Linked DNA regions of Homo sapiens: regions 1, 2, 4, 5 and 6 are each linked to region 3. Evidence: chromatin contacts called from ENCODE Hi-C data. All regions are on one chromosome and are shown on one strand. The core of a region is the stretch at or near the end of the contact, and the rest is flanking DNA. Distances in the headings are between cores, read along the strand shown. Region 1 holds the start of DOCK2 (dedicator of cytokinesis 2). Region 2 overlaps DOCK2 (dedicator of cytokinesis 2). Region 3 holds the start of CCNG1 (cyclin G1). Region 4 holds the start of MED7 (mediator complex subunit 7). Region 5 holds the start of THG1L (tRNA-histidine guanylyltransferase 1 like). Region 6 holds the start of CLINT1 (clathrin interactor 1).

What was found. A loop is a pair of places that touch in the nucleus more often than their neighbours do. Pooled maps may share reads with other maps.
Region 1: a loop to region 3 is called in a pooled map, with 6 times the contacts of the local background. The contact joins the promoter of DOCK2 here to the promoter of CCNG1 in region 3. A Hi-C loop is called at or near these places in 6 of 50 pooled maps.
Region 2: a pooled map shows a loop between it and region 3 (4-fold over the local background). The contact joins the enhancer-like site here to the promoter of CCNG1 in region 3. A Hi-C loop is called at or near these places in 2 of 50 pooled maps.
Region 4: a pooled map shows a loop between it and region 3 (13-fold over the local background). The contact joins the promoter of MED7 here to the promoter of CCNG1 in region 3. A Hi-C loop is called at or near these places in 7 of 50 pooled maps.
Region 5: a loop to region 3 is called in a pooled map, with 7 times the contacts of the local background. The contact joins the promoter of THG1L here to the promoter of CCNG1 in region 3. A Hi-C loop is called at or near these places in 5 of 50 pooled maps.
Region 6: a pooled map shows a loop between it and region 3 (12-fold over the local background). The contact joins the promoter of CLINT1 here to the promoter of CCNG1 in region 3. A Hi-C loop is called at or near these places in 7 of 50 pooled maps.

The regions. Positions count from the first base shown.
Region 1 is chr5:169,635,497-169,638,958 of GRCh38, reverse strand. DOCK2 (dedicator of cytokinesis 2) reads right to left here and starts at 1,684. Exons shown (of 52, transcript NM_004946.3): 1 at 1,590-1,684. The coding sequence starts at 1,632. RefSeq lists an enhancer at 887-986 and silencers at 1,247-1,306, 1,337-1,816.
Region 2 is chr5:169,654,181-169,657,519 of GRCh38, reverse strand. It overlaps DOCK2 (dedicator of cytokinesis 2), which reads right to left. Exons shown (of 52, transcript NM_004946.3): 2 at 3,034-3,117. Among named protein-coding and RNA genes, the nearest start is that of DOCK2, 19 kb to the right of the region's middle. RefSeq lists enhancers at 664-713, 744-793, 1,094-1,143. Within about 2 kb of position 1,264, at least 3 of the 41 ENCODE cell types and tissues checked have a DNase peak (open chromatin) inside an H3K27ac peak, as active enhancers do.
Region 3 is chr5:163,435,563-163,439,049 of GRCh38, reverse strand. CCNG1 (cyclin G1) reads right to left here and starts at 1,455. Exons shown (of 7, transcript NM_004060.4): 1 at 1,246-1,455. It also overlaps a transcript of LOC105377700 not described here. RefSeq lists enhancers at 891-1,090, 782-1,359, 1,801-1,850 and a silencer at 1,531-1,610.
Region 4 is chr5:157,141,057-157,144,155 of GRCh38, reverse strand. It overlaps MED7 (mediator complex subunit 7), which reads left to right and starts at 1,291. Exons shown (of 2, transcript NM_004270.5): 1 at 1,291-1,336. RefSeq lists enhancers at 664-763, 1,574-1,623.
Region 5 is chr5:157,730,154-157,733,586 of GRCh38, reverse strand. THG1L (tRNA-histidine guanylyltransferase 1 like) reads right to left here and starts at 2,167. Exons shown (of 6, transcript NM_017872.5): 1 at 1,956-2,167; 2 at 543-719. The coding sequence starts at 2,146. RefSeq lists an enhancer at 1,891-2,250.
Region 6 is chr5:157,857,232-157,860,462 of GRCh38, reverse strand. It overlaps CLINT1 (clathrin interactor 1), which reads left to right and starts at 1,318. Exons shown (of 12, transcript NM_014666.4): 1 at 1,318-1,533. The coding sequence starts at 1,493. RefSeq lists enhancers at 1,030-1,269, 1,107-1,688.

The sequences.
Region 1 (3,462 bases), core at 435-2,934, 6.2 Mb before region 3:
AGGGATGCCAGTTCCCTGCCTTTACCCATGATGTTCCCCTTCTAGATGCTTTTCTGGTGCCATGCAAAGGGCCTAGGGTCTGAAGACAATTGAATTTAAGGCCCGCTCCATTGCTTCCAAGTGATGTAAACTTGGTTACTTCACCTGTAAGTTGGGAATAATACACTGCCTCACATGGGGGTTCTGAAGTCAGACAGAGATTGCATGACCTTTGGTCTTGCAAACCATGAAATACTACAGTCTCATAAGGCATGACTGTCCTGAATCTGGCATTAGGGTGCATCTTGGTGCTGGTGTCTCTTGGTTCTGAAGCTGCTAGGTAAGACCCTGGACCTGAATCACTAACTCTTATTGAGCCAGCACACTACTAAATGCTTTCCATGCATAACCCCATTCAATCCTCACAAGAGTCTCATGAGACCTGCATTATTATTACTTCCACTTTATAGACGAGGAAACAGACCCTGATTTGAACTCAGTTCTGACTTCCCAGTCCAAGCCTCTAGCCTTACACATAACTCCTCAAGGGCAGAAGCTGTATCCTTCCTTACTTTGTAACTGCCCCTTGAGATATGAATTATTATTTGTTCTCTGGATGGGGACCATTTATATCAAAATGACCCCACAGTGCCCGGTACCCAGTAATTGAGTGGATAACTGCTGATCTCTCCAGGGCAGTGTTTCCCAAACAGTGGCCTGGGGACCCCCTGCATCAAATCCCTCTGGGTGTTTGGGTCTTCCAATGCCTCACCTGCGAAATATTTATCTCTGAGATGGTGTCTGGTATCCGCCTGTGTAGGAAGCTCCAGAGTGACTTTTTATTTGATATTTAAGTTTAAAAACCACAGTGAGTCCATGGAGATTGCACCACGGATGACACTTAGAGTAGCAGCACCTGAGGCCTCCCTTCCCCCAGCCACCACTTCCGCCCCTGAGCTCCAGGCAGAGGCTTCTGGGAGTTTAGATGGCTGAGGCTGACGAAGCTAGCTTCTTGGTTACCCTAAGACCACCTGGCGGGAGCCTTTTTCCCCAGAGGCTCTGGGGGGCTGAGTAGAGAACCCCACCGTCCAGCCCCATTCCCCCAAGCTTGAGCTGCCCTCTGGATGCCCTGCCAAATCAGGAGTCATCTGACCCAGGAGGAACAGACAGGGGAAGCAGGCAAATGGGTGTCGCTTTGGAGGGGGTGGAAGTATGCATGGTGGGCAGGCCAAGGCTGAGCCAGGGGAGAGTGGAGCTCCCTCTACAAGGCCAAGTCTCCCACGCGGCGAGCTGGGGCACTCCTGGGGACGCCGAGTTTGGCGCGAAGAACTGAGTTGTCAAGCGCAGGTCTTGACCCTATCTCGGAAATGTCTAAGGTTCCCTCAGCAGGCGAGAGGGCGAGGGCTGTGCTTAGCCTGCGGGGTGGGGTCCCGCCGTCCTCTCCCCGAGCCTCGGCTTTCCCGCCCCGAGGCCCCGCCGCAGGCTGCGCCCTCTGACCTGCAGGCAGCGCGCCCTGCCCACCCCGCGCCGCCGGCCCCGCAGCATCCTCCTGCTCGCGGCTCTCCCGCCACCTGTCCCGCTCCCTGCCGCGCCCTGGGGCCCGCACCTACCCACGCCGTGCCGCTCCTTGTCAGCTTTGCGCCAGGGGGCCATGGCTGGGCCGGGGCCTCGCGTCCTCCCGTGGGGAAGCCGTCAGGGGGTGGCTGGGCGCCGCAGGGCCCCACTTCCTTCCTCTTTTCAAACTCCTCTCAGGGCCCGCCCTCTCCTCCCTCGCCGGGGCTCCCCGCTCCCTCCTCCCTCCCGTTGGGCAGGGGCACACTAGAAGGCTGGTGCCCCGTAGGCTAAGACACGCCACCCCACCCCACTTCACGCAAAACTTGGGGACCACTCCCACTTTGTCTCCTCCCCAGGCGAGGGAGCAGAGGCCAGTCCCCACCTGGGGCTCGCCAGACCACCACCGCAAGTGCAGAGAGTTTCCTGATTGCCGTGCCTAGGGACTGAACAAACCTCCTTAACTCCCCTCAGCATGAGCTTTGGTGTCAGATCTCGGTTCGAATCCAGACGGGGACAAATGACTTCATTTTTCTAAGCTTCAGTTTTCTCATCTGTGAAATGGGATACTAATACCTACTTCATATGATTATTGTGAGGGTTAGAGAGACAATGTACACAGCAGGTGACATGGAAGAGTAAATGTTTACCTGGAGGTGGATCCTTTACAGCCTTTTTTTTTTTTTTTTGTGAGACGGAGTTTCGAGTTTCTCTCTTGCTGCCCAGGCTGGAGTGCAACGACGCGATCGCGGCTCACCGCGACCTCCGCCTCCCGAGTTCAAGCGACTCTCCTGTCTCAGCCTTCCCAGTAGCTGGGATTACAGGCATGCACCAGCATGCCCGGCTAACTTTGCATTTTCAGTAGAAACGTGGTTTCTCCATGTTGGTCATGCTGGTCTCGAACTCCCCACCTCAGGTGATCCGCCAGCCTCAGCCTCCCAAAGTGCTGGGATTACAGGTGTGAGCCACCGTGCCTGGCCCATTTACAGCTTTTTATCGTTTTGGTGCTACAAACCCGTTGGAAAATCTGATGTAAGCTCTAGAAGCTCTACTCTGAAAATACGTAAATACACTATTTACCAACATCACTGCAAGGTGAAGGGTGCTGTCACAGCCAGCAACAGTGGGACCCAGGAAAAGAGCCCTAGAGTTAGGCTAATGGAGACATTTCCTCGAAAAATCTCATTTTTGCTCTGAGAACAGATTCTGTCCAAAAAAAAAAAAAAAAAGTCTGATCCACAGTGATAAGGCTGAATTTAAGTTTTGCTGAGTTTTCTTTCTTTATTCATGACTCTCACTACCCCTTTCTGCCTTACACTGGAGAGTCATTAAGATAGATTAGGCAATATCACAGCTGAACTGGAGCAACAAAAAATTATTGATTTTGTTTTATCTGCAGTTATTTTCTTTTCTGTTTTCTAGCAGCACAAATTAGGTAATAATGTCTTATACAGTCAGCAGTGGTATTAGGGTTCCACCAGATGACCAGAGTAGGAGATTTTATATATATGCATACATATATATACATACATACATATATGCATATATATATACACATACATACATACATATATGCATATATATACACATACATATATGCATATATATACACATACATATATGCATATATATATACACATACATATATGCATATATATATATATATATATACACATACATATATATGTATATGAGAGACAGAGAGAGATTGGGGATTGGCTAATGCGATTGTGGGGCTGTCAGGAAGAGCAGTTTGGAAACTCACAGGCAGATGTCCTCAGGAGGAATTTCTTCTTTTTCAAGGAACCTCAGTTCTATTCATAAGGTTTGTCAACTAATTGGATCACACCAACCAAATGTATTGAGGATAATCTCCCTTAATTAAATTCAATGTATGGTAGATGTTAATCACATCTACAAAGTACTTCACAG
Region 2 (3,339 bases), core at 15-2,514, 6.2 Mb before region 3:
TTGGACCCAATATTAGCCACTATTTCCTTTTATCACAGATTTTTAATCCAATATTCTTGTATTGTGATTCACCTCTCAGTTGGCTGGATTTTGGTTTTGAAGTAGTTTTCTGTAAGAAGGTTTCACGGGTACACCCATATTCTTTCTACTACACAGTTTTGACTAATTTTTGACTAACATTGTGGTTTTCACACCTTTTATATTTTTAGAGGAATCTTTTTTTTTCAATCAGAATCACAGACCATACACCCCATCTGAAGGCAGACAACACCAGACCTGCTCTCAGACCCCCTCCAGCTCCATTACCTTCTGCCACTCAAGGCACCCCAAGAAGACTTTGGATCCCCTATTTGAAAACTCTGCATGGCCATGAGTGTATGCATGAGAAGTCCTAATGATTTGCGTACCAGGAGATATGATATTTCCTCAGATAGCTAGAATCATTCTAGCAGACTTCCAAACACTGTCTTTTCAAATAATTAATAAATTATTAGCCATTTACCAATGAATATATCCAGCTTTTTCCAGCAAGTTATTGTGACTAATTTACAAAGATACATTAAAATAAGACTAATTGAATTAGAAATGGAAAACCAGAACCAAAGAAAGGATAAAGGTGTCCCAGAGATGAATAAAGGTGGCTTGAGTCCACCAGAGTAGCCTTCGTAAAGGTCAGGGCACCAGGCCAGGGAAAGGTACTGGCAAGGCTCTGACTATGGCAGCCTGTGTGGGAGGTTTATTCCCTCAAGCTTTCTATTCAGGGAAACTGCATACAACGAAGAGAAAAATACTCATCTGGATTTCACAATGTAGGACACAGAAAATAATGACCAAGGCCTTGTCATTGTTTTGGCAGGCATGGGTGGAGGAAAGAGTGTGGGCTTGGCTATCAGAAAAGAGCCACTGGGGCCAGGTGCGGTGGCTCACCCCTGTCATCCCAGCACTTTGGGAGGCCGAGGTGCACGAATCACCTAGGGCCAGGTGTTTGAGACCAGCCTGGCCAACATGGCGAAACCCCGTCTCTATTGAAAATACAGGCGTGGTGGCACATGCTGGTAATCCCAGCTACGAATGAGGCTGAGGCGCAAGAATCAGTTGAATCTGGGAGGCGGAGGCTGCAGTGAGCCGAGATCGCATCACTGCACTCCAGCTTGGGAGACAAAAGCAAGAGTCCGTCTTAAAAAAAAAAAAAAAAATCCACTAGCTCACTGTGCAACCTTAGATGAGTCATTTCACTGCCTCCATTTCCTCATCTGCAAATGTGAGGTCTCGTGCCTGTTTCTCAGGATTAGCATCCAGTAGCATGAAAGAGGCACTGAGGAGAGTTGCTGCTGTTTTTATTTTCATTCTTTGCCTTTGGTAGTCACCTACAGTTTGCTTATCTGCCACTGGGCAGAACTAGATTTGTAAAAGATAGGGTTATGCTGTGAGCAGGGGGCAGCGTGCGTGGAATCACAGACCCAATTCAATTCTCTAGGACAGCGTCTCCACCCCTCTCCTCCAGCCTTGTCCACTCCTTGCGTAAAAGGTTTCAACAGGGCCGGAGTGTGAACTTTGCAGGCCCTGGACACTGAAAAGTGTACGGTATCCCCTCATCTACAACCCCAAGTAAAAATAATACTAAAGCATAAAATAAATATAAGGAAGATGAACAAAGTTCTCATTTCCCCCATGACCCCTTTTAAAGTTGTCTTGACATATCAAATTTCAAATTATTTGCCCACAAAATGGTTTTCTGTATGTTTTTTGGTTGTATCTACATGCACAGGTATGCATATGTGTATATATGTACATATGTATGTTTGTGTGTGTCTTTGTGTGTGTCTGTGTGTGTGTATGTGTTTACACAAGCATCCTTGTACAAATCTGCAGACCCAGCTAGGGGCTCTGTTGCCTAAGAGGTTGCATGTAGCTAATCCAGCACTGGAAATGACACTGCCTGTCCTGTGGGTTGTGGTGAGGAGTGACTAGGATCATGTGTTATAAAGAACTTAGCACAGTGTCTATTTTGTGGAAAGGACCAAAGATGGCTACTCCTGCAGGTGACCGCCTTTCCCCATGAAAGGACTCCTTCACAGTGGCACACCTGCCTCCTCCCTGACCGTCACTCCCTCCCCAGGGCCTCCTCTAATGGATTCACTGGGGGCAGAACAGGCCTATGTGCTCAATACACTCTCTCTTCTTCCTCTACCACTCTGCCGAGACACAGGAAGCCCAGGCTCTGTGCCCTCCATGCAGCAGGAGGTATCAGCAGGCCCAGGTAGGAGGGAACTGTGGTAGGCCAGTTGGGCCAGTGAGGGGTGGGAGCCTGCCTGACTGCAGGTAACAGATCAGCAGCTCATTTGGTTCTCATGCCCAAGCCATGCTCCCAATATCAAGTTTATCAATGACATGTTGATTTCCAACTGCCTGACTTATGAGTCCAAGGCCATTCATCTTTGTGCAAATTTTAAAAAGCACTCCCTACAAGCACACCACCATGGGTGGACGCAGCCCAGTAGACACCTGGCTTCACAAGGCAATGGCATCTTTGTAGGAGAAAGAAAGAGATGCCACCACATTGCCCAAGACAGGGCTCCCAGCTTGGGGAGGGGAGTGAGCTCCTGCTCCCTGGGCTGGGTGCCTTCATGCAGTAAACAAACAACACAACTGTGCACATCGGCTCTCCTGGAATTAGAGGTGTGATTTATGGGACCCTTCCAAACCCTAATGATGCTTATTTCCCTTTATCGTGATATTAATACTAATAAAGAACTGTATCTAGGAAGAGTCACAGGCTGAATAGCCCCATGGCTGAAGCAAATGGAGAGCATAACAAACATCGAACCACCCAGTTAGGCTTTTGCTATGAAACATACATTCCTAAAATGAGAAAGCATTTCTGTTTAGTAAATTCTAATTACTAGCGTTACCAAAACGTTTTTAAATAGACCACACAGTTGCAGGTTCAGAGACAGCGCTGAGGGGCCTGGGTGTACTATAGGCTTCCATCAGCCAAGGGTCCAGCACTTGGGGCGTGGGCCAGTGACTCACCTCCACACGTCTCCTGTATTCGCACCACATCGCCGATCTGCAGGGAGAGCTGGGGGGCTCCGCTGCCTTGGAAGTTGTATATGGCTGTGAAACAGAAAGAAAGACAGCTAGGTGAGACCTCTAGATCTCATTAGTCTCTGCTCCTTCCTGCTTTCCCTGCCTCAAGTCCATCCCATGCCCACGCAGCCCACCTGGGCTAAACAAAACCAACACAGAAACCTATTGCCTGCCACAAGAGTTATTTCAGACTCAGCCTGGCTCCCAAGACCTTCTATTAACCAAAGTTGACCTTTCCTCAACACAGGC
Region 3 (3,487 bases), core at 206-2,705:
AACCATGCTTTTTTTTTTTTTTTTTGAGAAGGAGTCTCGCTCTGTTGCCAGGCTGGAGTACAGTGGCACGATCTTGGCTCACTGCAACCTCCGACTCCCTGGTTCAAGCGATTCTCCTGCCTCAGCCTCCCGAGGAGCTGGGATTACAGGCATGCGCCACCGCGCCCAGCTAATTTTTATATTTTTAGTAGAGACGGGGTTTCACCATGTTGGCCAGGATGGTCTCGGTCTCCTGGCCTTGTGATCTGCCCGCCTCGGCCTTCCAAAGTGCCGGGATTACAGGCGTGAGCCACCGCGCCCGGTCGGAACCATGCTTTTTAGAAAAATAAAATGCAAATCTTCAAGAAATACTTGTTCAAGTTATTCACTGTCAATAGATAACCACGAATAAACACCGTAAGACAGGATACCGAAAGTGAAAAGCAGATGGTAGTTAAGTATTCTGCCACATATTAACAAAATGAACTGTTCAAGTTACTTAATTGTACTTAGTTCCACATTGATAAAGTAGGGATAAGGTTTATGACCTACCTCACAGATTTGTGAGTTAAAATGAAATCACGTAAAGAGCTTAGCACATACAGTAGACGCTTAAAAAACACTGAACAATAATAATGAGCTTGAGCTTCTTTCTAGATTTATAAAATGAGGGTAACAATATCTGTCGCTGAATGTGAAGACTGAACAAGATGATTCACCACTTAAAGAGTATAGCACAGTGCTTGGCACACAATACTCAATATTACTTAACTTTTATTGTTGTTAGGAAAGGAAACTTAAAAGGTGACATTAGGAGCACGTATTGGGGCGGGGGGGTGCGGTGGGTTGTTGCTAACCTAGTCTGAAAGATGAACCTGGGAATTCCATTGATTTAAGTGTGCATAACACAACCATGTCCCGGGCACAAGCTAAGCCCTGGATACATGGAAGGTCCCTCCCACACCAACTAAAGACAGGAAGGCAGGAGGTCTTCAGAGCTAGTCATGTGAGGAACCTCTAACTGCAGGGGTTCCATTCTTCCTCCCCAGGCTAGTCCCTGGGACTGGGTCGGCAGACACGAAAGGCACCTCAGGAGGCCGGATCCGGCTCCGCCCCTCCAGCCTCGGACTAGCCTGGGCTTGTGCTCACAACAGCGGTAGAGTTTAGTGTGGAAAAGGGCGCGGGCCAGACCTACTCCTCGCCCCGCGCCCCCAACCCAGCTCCCCACCCGCACCTGGCGGTCAACTCCCGCGCAGTCCCACTCACCTTGACAGAGACTGCAGCTCCTCAGCGGTAACCACCCTCCCCGGGCCTGCTCACCTCACCCCACGATATCAGATCCGAGAGGCCTACGAGGAGAGGGGACTCGTAGGCAAGAGGAGAGAGGCCCGGGGAGGGGGACTGTCCTGGGTGGAGGCCTCGGCAGCGCCGCCGAGACAACTCGGCCCTGATCAGGGTCAGCTCGGAGCCGAAGGGGCCGCGCCTGCCCTAACGAGGAATATATTGGAGGGCGGGGCTTTCTCGCGAGAAGGGGGCATTTTCGCCGCTGATTGGTGTAATTCTTTTGATGGATGGCCTCCGCGATCCGTAAACGGCTGGGCCGTGGAGTGAGAAGTCCGGCCAATCGGCTCACACTTCCCGTTATCTGGCCTCAAATTCCCCGGCCCCCTTCCACGCCCCTACCTCTAAGCGTCTCTCATTGGAGAATTTAACAAAGTGTCTTCATTCAGTAGGGGGCCAAACTAAATACTCGGTGCAGCAACCCTCGCCTGGGTCAGGTCAATCGGCTGCCAGCCGGATTGGCCGGCGTATCATTCCAGAATGTACTGTTTGTTCTGTGGGGTTTAGGAGTTCTACAGTGGTTCTGCCCCATCTTTCTAAAAATACAGTGAGTAGTTAAAAAAAAAAAAGTCAACCTTTGATTTTTAATTACAGATAAAGAGGTGGTGGAATTTATATGGTTTGGTGGTTTATCAACTTCCAGAGTGCTCTCTTCGTGAACTTTGGAAGTCAGTTGATTCTTGCCTTAGTTTGCTTTTTATACAATTTATCAAATAATGGAGTTGGACTGTGTAATTTCTTGACCCTCTACCAATTTTCTGAATTTGCTTTTAAAGCAAATTTAAAGAGAAAAGTTGGTACAATTTTTCAGTTGCTTAAAATGAAAGGTATGTGGCAGACTGTTAACAGGAATAATTGTGGTGAGTGTGAATCTCAGTCTACAGACCCGAGTGTAAAGCAGTATTACTCTTTGTATTTACCATAATGAATTTAATCTCTGTGAGCCTCTCCTATGCCAGATTAGTGGGAAAATAATTAGCCTGAACTCTTCTTAGACTCTCCTCACTCTCACTCTCCCAGATCATCACAAGTGAGAAAAGTCCATTTGTAAAAGGGCCTGAAAAAGGGTGCACAAGGAGTCATTTCTAAACTCTTATGAATTACACAGTAGTTGGATGTCTCTGTTCTCATGGCCCCAGTTCGGTCTCTCTTACTTTGAAAAAGTGAAAATCTGAAAGATTTGCCGTCACTCTGCTATTTGCCCTGCCGTGTACTTACCCAAGGCAATGCCACAGAACAAAACTCTGGAAAGGGGGAAAAGGGGTGGGGAGGAAGGGGAAGGAAAAACAGGAGAAAACATCAATACCTCACAATAATACCTTAGCCACATAATCAGGTCAGTTTAAGAAACTGGGGCTCAAATGGGGAAGAGGCCTTTGTTCCTTTTGAAAATAAAAGCTTACCTAGTGAATATAAATTGGCAATTTATAACCTTTAACAAGTGATTTTATTTAAAAATACTTTTTGCTGTAATGTGTGAGTTTATAAATGTAGTTTCTCCTTTTGGCTTTTAGTTCCTATTATTCCTAATTCCTAAAATTAGGAATGTATATGCACAATTTTTAAAAAAAATGGCTAAAAAATCATAAAATCTTTATGGCAGGCTGGGCGCGGTGGCCCACACCTATAATCCCAGCACTTTGGGAGGCAGAGGCGGGTGGATTACCTGAGGTCAGGAGTTTGAGACCAACCTGGCCAACATGGTGAAACCCCGTCTCTACTGAAAATACAAAAATTAGCTGGGCATGGTGGCACGTGCCTGTAATCCCAGCTACTCGGGAGGCTGAGGCAGGAGAATCGCTTGAACCTGGGAGGTAGAGGTTGCAGTGAGCCGAGATGGTGCCACTGCACTCCAGCCTGGGCAACAGAGCAAGACTTGGTCTAAAAAAAAAAAAATTCTTTATAGCAATCAAAAGCACGAATAAATTAACTAATATTTATTGAACACATAGCATAGGCCAGTGGAGAACAAATTAGACTGGTACCCGTCCTTGTAGAACATGTAACCTGTGGGCAATATAAACACATAGACTTTAGAATAAAATAAACTTATATTCATATCCAGGAATAGCTCATAACTTGTTATGTGACTTTCAGCAAGTTATTTAATCACATTTTCTTTTCTCAACAATGAGAAGTAAAAAATACATTATTCATGGGGTTATGA
Region 4 (3,099 bases), core at 42-2,541, 6.3 Mb after region 3:
GGGAACGGTGGTCAGTCATATTTGGAACTTTATTTACTTATTTTTAAATAGATCTAATGCAAAAGGCTGGTATGGTAGTTTCGGTGGGGTATGTGAGAAAGGAGAAAAAGGTGATTCCTTCGATTGAACATTTGCAATTGAGTAAAGTGCAACTGGGGAAAGATGTCTGTCACCACTGGATATGAGGGTCTGAAGTGCAGAGGAAACGGTGTTCCAGGGCCTGCATGTAATCATCCAGCTGATATCTGACTGAGAAGTGGTTGGAGAACTGAGTCCTGGGGCAATCCATTAATCAAATGTGCCAAATGCTGCTGACAGATGGAGTAAAATGAGGACTGGGAACGACCATTGGAAGTCACTGGTGCAGGATACATTGGGGTCAGCGGTGAGGAGAAAAGCTGGATTGGGTTATGCTCAACGTAGATGGATTTCTTCAGGAAATAAATTGATACGTGCGAGGGATTTAAAATGGGGGAGTCCGGAAGTGGTGGTTCACGCCTACAATCCCAGCACTTTGGGTGGCCGAGGCGGGCGGATCACTTCATATCAAGAGCTCGAGATGAGCCTCGCCAACACGGTGAAACCCTGTCTCTACCAAAAATACAAAAAAAAGAAAAAAAAATAGGTGAAACCCCAACTATTCGGGAGGCTGAGGCACGAGAATCGCTTGAATCCCGGAGACTGAAGTTGCAGCGAGCCGAAATCGCGCCACTGCAGTCCAGCCTGGGCGAAAGAGAAAGACTCCGTCTCAAAGAAAAAAACAACAAAAAAACCCTGCATGTCTATATTTTCGAATTTGTATGTAAGACGTCTTAATTGTATGCGTTAAATTAAAAAAGGACAAAAGGAATGGAACTACCAGCAGCGACTAAGTCAGTAAAAGAGTGGTAATGGGGAAGGGGGTGGAATATACGCAGGCGCAATAGCAAGCGTTTCTTTTGGAGGTTATTTTCGTGTCATAAATTTCTAAATTCACGTTAAGTCTTACAAGAGCATGTTAAACATTAAAACATAAGATTGTTTCTGGTCAATAAGGGGTCTATAAAAAATAAAGCAATAAGGTGTCTTGTTCAATTTTATGCCTTAATTCAAAAAGAAACGAAGAAACGGAACCCTCAGCTACGACTTTTAAAAGTCAGTAACGGGTGGATGGGAGGAGTCAAACATACGTAGGCGCAACAGCGAGGGATCGGTCTGAGGCGGAGCTAGAATTTCGTTAAAGGACAGCTCTTACAGCCAATCAAGGACAGAGTCGGTGGCTTCTTCCCGGAGGAGACCGGAAGTTGGTTTCGGCTGCAGAGGGGAAGGCGGCTACCAGTGTAAAGCCAGAGCTGAGGTAAGTGGGCGGCAACGGTTTGGGGCCGCCGCCTGTGTGCGTTTTTTTCTTCCGGACCCCGCAGCTTCCTCTGTGCTGGGCTGGGAACTGGGGAGGCATGGCTGAGTTCGGCCTCCAAAGGCGGTCTTTCGTCTTTCTCTCCCGAGTCTCTCCGAGAGTGCGGTCTCTCCGAGAGCGCGGAGGCCTCGGGGTGGACAGCCTGGAGGAGGGGGCTCTAAGCGTGGCAGTCTCGGGGCTTCCTCCGTGTTGGGACGCCGAGCCGGAGTGGAGGTTGGGAGACCTGGCGTCTAGTCCCCGCGCCGCTGTTTTTCTAAGCTGTGTGGCCTTGGGCGAGTCATTTGCCCTCTCCGGCTCTTTGTAACATGAGAGTAGCCCTCCCTGCCCTTCCTTCTTCTGGGAGCAGTTATGAAACAGCTGAGGTATGGGGGCAGGCGAGGGCGGTAGATCCCAAGCCTAATCGTCAGGTCCATCTGGAGAGGTTTTAAAAGCGACATTCTAGGGCCCATTCACAGTAGACAGAATGAATCAAATCTCTGGGGCTGGGACCCTGGAATGTCTGTCGTCTTCTGGTGAAGCTCCTTCTCCCCCAGTAGAACAAACACTAGATGTTGGATCTTGAGTTAAGAACCAGCTCTGATGCTTGGCTCTGCTTTTATTAAAAATAAGACCTCCATCACCTTTGAAAAGTTCCATCTAGAGAGACAGTAGAGAAAGAAATATAATTTTTGTGATATGCCAGTCCTTATTGTACAGTTAGATGCTTCTCGGCTTAGGGATATAAGAGAGCTTGCCCTTTGGAGCTAAAGGGACCTGGGATAAGAATTCCTGTTGTGCCATTTATTAACCTTTTGATCTGGGGCAACACTTCCCCTCATTGAGACTTCGGATCCTCACTTCTAAAATGAAATTGATAATAGAACTTAATTCGTGGGACCGTGTGGTGGCTCACGCCTGTAATCCCAGCACTTTGGGAGGCCGAGGTGGGCGGATCACTTGAGGTCAGGAGTTCCAGACCAGCCTGGCCAACATGGTGAAAACCTGTCTTTACCGAGAAATACAAAAATTAGCTGGGCGTGGTGGTGCGCACCTGTAGTCCCCAGCTACTCAGGAGGCTCAGGCAGGAGAATCCCTTGAACCCGGGAGGCAGAGGTTGCAGTGAGCCCTGATGGTACCACTGCACTCCAGCCTGGGAGACAGATTGAGCCCTTGTCTCAAAAAACAAAACTAACAACAAAAACCCCAAAAACCTTAATTCATAGAATTGTTAATGAAGATTATGTTACAGAGGCCATAAAAAATGGTACCTGTCATGTAGTTGGCCTTAGGAAAATGGCAGCCGCAATACAGGAATGCACATCGTGTAGGAAAGTACAGAGCAGCACTCCTCACCTAAAAAGGTTTGAGTGGGATGAAACGTGAGCTGTCAAAAATTGTATTTTCTGCCGGGCACGGTGGCTCACGCCTGTAATCCCAGAACTTTGGGAGGTCGAGGCAGGTGGAACACGAGGTCAGGAGATCGAGACCATCCTGGCTAACACGATGAAATCTCGTCTCTACTGAAAATAGAAAACATTAGCCGGGCGTCGTGGCGGGCGCCTGTAGTCCTAGCTACTCAGGCGGCTGAGGCAGGAGAATGGCGTGAACCCGGGAGTCCGAGCTTGCAGTGAGCCGAGATCGTGCCACTGCACTCCAACCTGGGTGACAGAGCGAGACACTGTCTCAGGGAAAAAAAAAATGTATTTTGAAGTACCAGATCACTGTTA
Region 5 (3,433 bases), core at 918-3,417, 5.7 Mb after region 3:
GGCCAAGACAGGAGAACTGCTTGAGGCCAGGAGTTTGAGACCAGCCTGGGCAACACAGAGAGACCCCACCTCTATTAAAAAAAGAAAGAAAGAAAAAACCAATTCATTATATGATTTGTTTCCCATACAGCGTTTCAAAATACTGCCAAATCAAATATCAGATTTGTGTATTTTATAATGAGATCTGTCTTGAGGAACAGTGTAATGCAATGCACGTAGAGACTATCACTGGCTAAAGCCAACCTATGAATTGTTAATATTACATTCTTATAGTCTCTGTTTCTAATCTTAATGTTCAATGCCAGGTCAGTCTAGAAACCAATCTTATGGGGCATGTGGGGAAAGAATCAGATAAAAGAGGCACACAGAATGCTCGGCTATCAGATGGAAGTACAACAATCTAAACAGGAAATATACATGTACTCTGCAGTTACAAATACTGCAGACATCATCTGTAGCCTGTAAGTCTGCGATTAAGATAAACAGAAAACCAGATGCTGGGAGGAAATATTCTGAAGAAAGGAGTTAGGTCATGGAATTACCTGGCTCTTCTTTTAAACCAATTGGTTTTCCGCTTGAACACAAAGCTGTACTCATCACTCTGTCCATACGCGATCACAATATCCTCTAGTTCTTCCATCACAGTCTGCGCACATTTGGTCATCAGCTGGAGAGCACGGCTGTCATTGGGTTTTGCAAAGTTGTGCTTCTCAGCAAACCTTCACAGGGGAAAAAGGGAAGAAAGCATGGATGGAAGCCTGTCATTAACAACACGCTCTGTTGCTAGATAACAGAGGCTGTTTGGAGGAAGATAATGTAATAGCACTGTGAACTCAAATGCTCAACTAGCCACAACCTGATCCATTTTCTTAAGAACTTAGTTTTTTTCCTGCCCTGAAATTGAGAAAGCCAGACAGAAATGCTAAGCCTCAACTCTCCTTTCTGTGAAATGGGAATAAAAGAATATTTACCTCATTGGGTTGTCCTGAAGATTAGGGAGAAGATAAAAGTAATCATACCTAGCTCCTAGTAAGTGCTCAATAAATGTTAGTTATAATAATCATTAACAATGCAGCCCTCTTCAAAGATTAAATTCCCATCTTTCTGTTATATTTCTTTCTCCCCCTCCCTCTTTTTCTGAGACAGGGTCTTGCTCTGTCACCCAAGCTGGAGTGCAGTGTCCAATCACCGCTCACTGCAGCCTTGACCTCCCAGGCTCAAGCGATCCTTCCACCTCAGCCTTCCCAGTAGCTGGAACTACATGTGTGCACCACTGCGCCGGGCAAATTAAATTTTTTCTTTTTCTTTCTTTCTCTCTTCCTTCTTTCTCTCTCTCTCTCTCTTTTTTTTTTTTTTTTTTTTTTTTTTTTTGTAGTGGCGGAGTTTCACAAACAACAACCACAGAAAAAACAAAACAAAAACAAAAACTTGGTCTCCAACTCCTGGCCTTAAGTGATCCTCCTGCCTCCCGCGCCCAGCCTTCTCTTTTTTTCTGACTCTCTGTTGAATCTAGTCCATGTGGCCTGTTACTGATAATGAAGCACAGACGTTAAGTATTGCCCACAAGCAAGGCTTACACAGACTTCTGAACAGTCAGCATTCAAAGATATCTAACAGAATAGCTAGGCAATTGGCTTAAGAGCTTAAATATTGTGCATGAGAGTGACTTTTAACAACAGGTCCTTGCTAACAAGTCTCTGTTCACTTAACACGGGCACTCCAAGCCAGATCCTCATCACGGGAGCACATCGCCCATTCAATTACGCTAACAGCCAGCGTTCAGGCACTGTCCTAGCCAACACGCAGGGCGGGGCAATGCTCCATGCTGCGCACTCATTGGCTACCGCGTTACCCTGGTAACCGTGACTGGAGCGGGCGGGAGGACTTGCAAGGGAAGAAGCTGGATTCCCCGGAAGCGCTGGCGCATCGCGACGCCCCGAGTCGAGCTCGCTCACCGATGGAAATTCCGGCCGTCCAGCCGCACTACCACCCAGCAGTGTGCCAGGCAGGTGTCGTCAGCCTCGAAGTCCCTCACGTACTCGAACTTGCTTTTTGCCATGGTCGCCCCCAATCTCAGGTACCGTCTCAGAGTGATGGAAATGGTGGCCAAGGAATCGTGAACCTTAACTTTACAGGCGCCCCACATTCTACACGCGGAAAGGAAAGGGCCAGATAGCCCCGCCCCGGAAGTGTTCTCTTCGCGGCTACTCTAGCCGTAGGGCAGTCATAGTCTCTCTCGCCTCTCCCTGTAGTTCTTAACCTCCCAGGCAAAGAGGATGGAGGTTTAGGTTCCTCCGTTAGCACCTTCCACGCTTGCTTCTTCCTCCTCCCGTCCTGCGGCAAATCAGTCTCACGAGGTTTTTAAAAATTATTTTTTATCTGCTGGTCTTGACTTACTGGCAAAAGCAATCAGTGTCCCCGTTAGTGCCCAGATCAAAATCATACCCCAACCTAAAAAAAAAAAAAAAAAAAAAAATTCTTTTTCTGGTGTTTGAAGGTGTAGCTGTGATGTTTCCCCTTTTCTTAGTGGCATTTATTAACTTGTAGAAAATCTGGAATACACCAAAACTATAGTTAAGAAAATTAACACTTTGTTTCTCCGTCTTTCCCATCAAAGCATTGTGGATGGTTCCTTTCAGTCTTTTTTCTTTTTGTGTATGTAGGTTTACACAGGGAATGCACAAGATTGGAATTATTCGCCTATACAATGTTTATATATTTTTCCACTCAGCTTGAGCATTTGCCAGTATCATCAATTATTCCAAAGTGTGATTTTTAAAAGAAAAATGGACTCAATATTCCAACATATGGGTATACTAAATTGATTTATTCAACTTTTTCACCATTAAATAATCACAGAACCAGTGTTTGATATCTTGTTGCTGGTGGATAATAGTAAAAATAAAATCCTAATATTTGTGTCATACTTTGTGATTTACAAAGCTCTTTCAAATTCATTACCTACTTACTTACTTTTTTTTTTTTTCCATCCTCAAGAAAGATATTCAGGCCAGGCACGGTGGCTGACGCCTGTAATCCCAGCACTTTGGGAGGCAGAGGCAGGAGGATTGCTTGAGTTCAGGAGATTCATACCAGCCTTGGCAACGTAGCAAGACCCCTGTTCCTACAAAAAAGAAAAAAAATTATCCAGGCTTAGTAGCCCATGCCCGTAGTCCTAGCTATGGGAGGATGAGGTGGGAAGATACTTGAGGCCAGGAGTTCGAGACTGCAGTGACCCATCATTAGCCACTGCACTCCAGCCTTGGTGACAGAGCAAGAATCTGTCTCTAAAGAAAAAGAAAAATATTCAAACAATATAAATCCTTTTATATGTAGCAAAAAGTCTCTCACTGACTCCTAACAACATACTTTAGGCAGTTACTGTTACCAGTTTTTTGTGTATCCATACAGGGATCTATATCAGTATGTGTGT
Region 6 (3,231 bases), core at 69-2,568, 5.6 Mb after region 3:
TTAAGACGTCTTTTCAGGCTTTTGCATTTCTGACAAACGGATGACCCCACCCAGACCAGCCACTCCTCTGCTGGCCCTCCATCAAGAAGCCGATTCAGCAAAGGAGAACCATTTTCCATACTCCTCTGATTGCATCCCTAACCAATCAGCAGCACCCATGCCCTAACCCTCTGCTCACCAAACTATCTTTGAAAAACTCTAGCTTCCAAATGTTCAGGAAGATTGATTTGAGTAATAACTCTGTCTCTCAAGTGGCATGGCCAGCCTCATGTCAAACTCTTCACTGCAATGACTTGGTCGCAGTGAATTGACTTTATCTGTAAAGTGGGCAGAAAGAACCCGCTAAGCAATTACACTATATGCAATTATCTTAAATGTTTCCTTGATTATTATATGTTTCTTCCAATTACGTTTGAATTCCAAGAGAGCTGGGTCTTTAACTATATTCCCCACTTCTGGAACATACAAGATGCTCAATAAATATTTGTAGAATGAAAAGAACTGTAAAATTTCAGCAGATGGATCAAATGAAACTTAAGGTTGCTTGTAGCTTTAACATGAGCATTGATAAAAATGAGTAAGTAGAGAAGGAAGTGATGACAACCATTGCAACAAAGCAATGGAAGCAATGTGCATATTTATCCTTAAAAAACACAAACCTGTCATATGTATGTGTATGTGTGCGTGTATATATAATGTTGGCTTTTTAGTTTCCCGTGGAGTGTGAACTGAGTTTCTGAGGTTTATAGTAAAGCATTTAACAAGGATTTCAGGTAGTTGTCTAAATATAAAACATTGTATCATAGAATTAGAGCGGAAAAGGATTTAGAATACAAGTTCTTCAATTTTACAGGGGTGGAAACTAAGGCCTAGAGATCTAAGTGTACTTGGGCATTGGGAAATAAATACAGCGATGTGTCTGTCGATGAGGAATGCGTATGCCAATCATACTTCTGTATAATCATTACTAATAACATAGTAATACTGCCTTACATTTGAAAAGTGTTTGAGTGTGACTAGACCCTGCACCAGTGGTTCTGAAACTTGAGCGTGATCAGAATCACCTAGAGGATTTGTAAAAGCACAGATCGCTGGGCCCCACCTCCAAAATTTCTGGCTCGGTAGGTCTGGGGCCGGGGACTGGGAAAGCTTAAGAGAAACCATCCCAACTCCTCTCAGCTCTCCCAACTCAACCTCTCAGCTCTCCCAACTCAACCGGCCGAGCTCGGCACTCAGGGAAAACTACAAGTCCCGGCGTGCCCCGCGCGCAGCGGCGGAAAGTCGGACACTTCCGCTCCACGCAGCGCCTGTGCTGCCGCGTCTCGACGTGTCACCGGCGGCGCCGCTGCTGTGGCAAAGGAAGGAGCTGACTGGGGGAGTTCGAGGCGGCGGGCGGCGGTGACCCCGGCCTGGAACTGCCCCGGTACGGAAGTGTTCCGGGGTCCGTGGGGAGCAGGAGAGGGAGGCGGCGGACCGTCCCGCGCGGGGCACGATGTTGAACATGTGGAAGGTGCGCGAGCTGGTGGACAAAGCGTGAGTATCGGGGGGCAGTTGTGGCCGAGGCCCACGTGGGGGAGGGGGGAGGGGGAGAAGGAGCTGGCCTTGGGCTAGGGGTTGCCCACGTCACGCCCCCTGGCTCTGCCAGCCCCATCATGGCGGCGGCCCGCTCCTTCCCGGCCCCGGGCCTCATCCCCGCTGGCGAGGCTGGGGAGGGACCCTCCCTCGTTTTAAAAAAAAACATCCTCTTGGCCACCCTTCTCTCCTTTCCAGGCCTTCCCGTCCCTTCCCCTATTCCAACCCCTGGGTGCCGACGCTTTGGTCATAAGGGGCGGGTTGTTTGGCGCTGGGTCACTGCCCTGGCCGGAGGACTGTCTTGGCCCCAGGCCGTGGGCTTTGCCTCCTGGGGAGCAGGGAAGGTTTGGGGGTGGGGGGCACAATGCACTGGTTCCCTGTGTCCCTCAAGGTGTAGTACGGAGAGACCTTAGACCTGGTTGGGGTGTGTCTTTTATCTTCCTTGCCTCCTCTTAATTCCTAATGAACCTGAAGTGTTGGAGTGGGTGGTAGTAGTGTAACAAGTGGCTATTGTGGTCAGCCTGAAGTTACTCAAGAAGACACTCATCCTTTGCTTTTCTAACACTAGTGAAAGTAGATCACTATATGACTTCTTGCGATTTTTTCTTCTGTTTCTTTTTCCACTACACATCATTTTTGGTGTGCTACTTGTTCCATTCGATTAAATTAAGAGGTCATTAAGAAATGTCCTCTTAAGGAAAAAAACAACCCAGGTTTATATCCTGTTGATCTGCTTTTAAAAGCAGGTAAAACGACCAGTACGTAGTTGATTTCCTTTAAGACTGAAATAACTTTAGTCTCTTACTTGCACAAGGAAAACCTTAACTTTTAAAATGAGTATATCAGGTATAACAGTGGTTAAGTAAGGTCTTCTAGGCCAGCAGGAAATAAAGTTTAAGAATTTAAGCAGTCCTCTTCCTTTGGGGCTTTAATGATTATGCAATAAGTGTGGTGAGAAAAACAGTTGATTTGTGCCACCCACCTAACCTAAAATCAGGAAGTATAGATAGCAAACTGTTTTCTTGACACCAGGAAACAAAGTAATTTCCAGTGCCTTGTCTGATACATCAGATAGAACTTAGAGCTTGACCATATTTTTATATTTTCTGTGCTACCAAGAAGGCAATAGAGTGCCTAAGGAGCACAGGTTTCAGAACCTGCAAAGCTGGGTTCAAGCTTTATAACCTTGGGGAAGTTACTTATCCTCACAGTGCCCTAGTTTTCTCTGGTACAAAATGAAAATGCAACGATACCTACCTTAGAATGTTGTTGTGAGGCTTAAGGGTTAAGGGATTGTATTGCATATAAAGCCCTTAACAGAATATGTTTATATTAGTGTACTTTTGAAACTAGCAAATGTTTTGCATTTAGAGTGAAATAAACCTCTTTAAGAAAGAAGCTTCAAGTTTGAAAAGTGATTTGCTTTAATAATTTTCCTTTATAACAACTCATTTGGCTATTAAGGCTTCAGCTATTTATTTCGGACTATTTAGCTATTTATATATTCTTTGCTTTTGCTTACCGAAGATGAAATAAACTAGATCTTTTCCAGATCTAGGTTCATTGGCATTTTTTTAGTATATTGTGTAAAGATTAGGATATCAACTTAAATAGTTTTTTAAAGGCCAAAAGAAGACTAAAAGCTACCTTTTTTTTTTT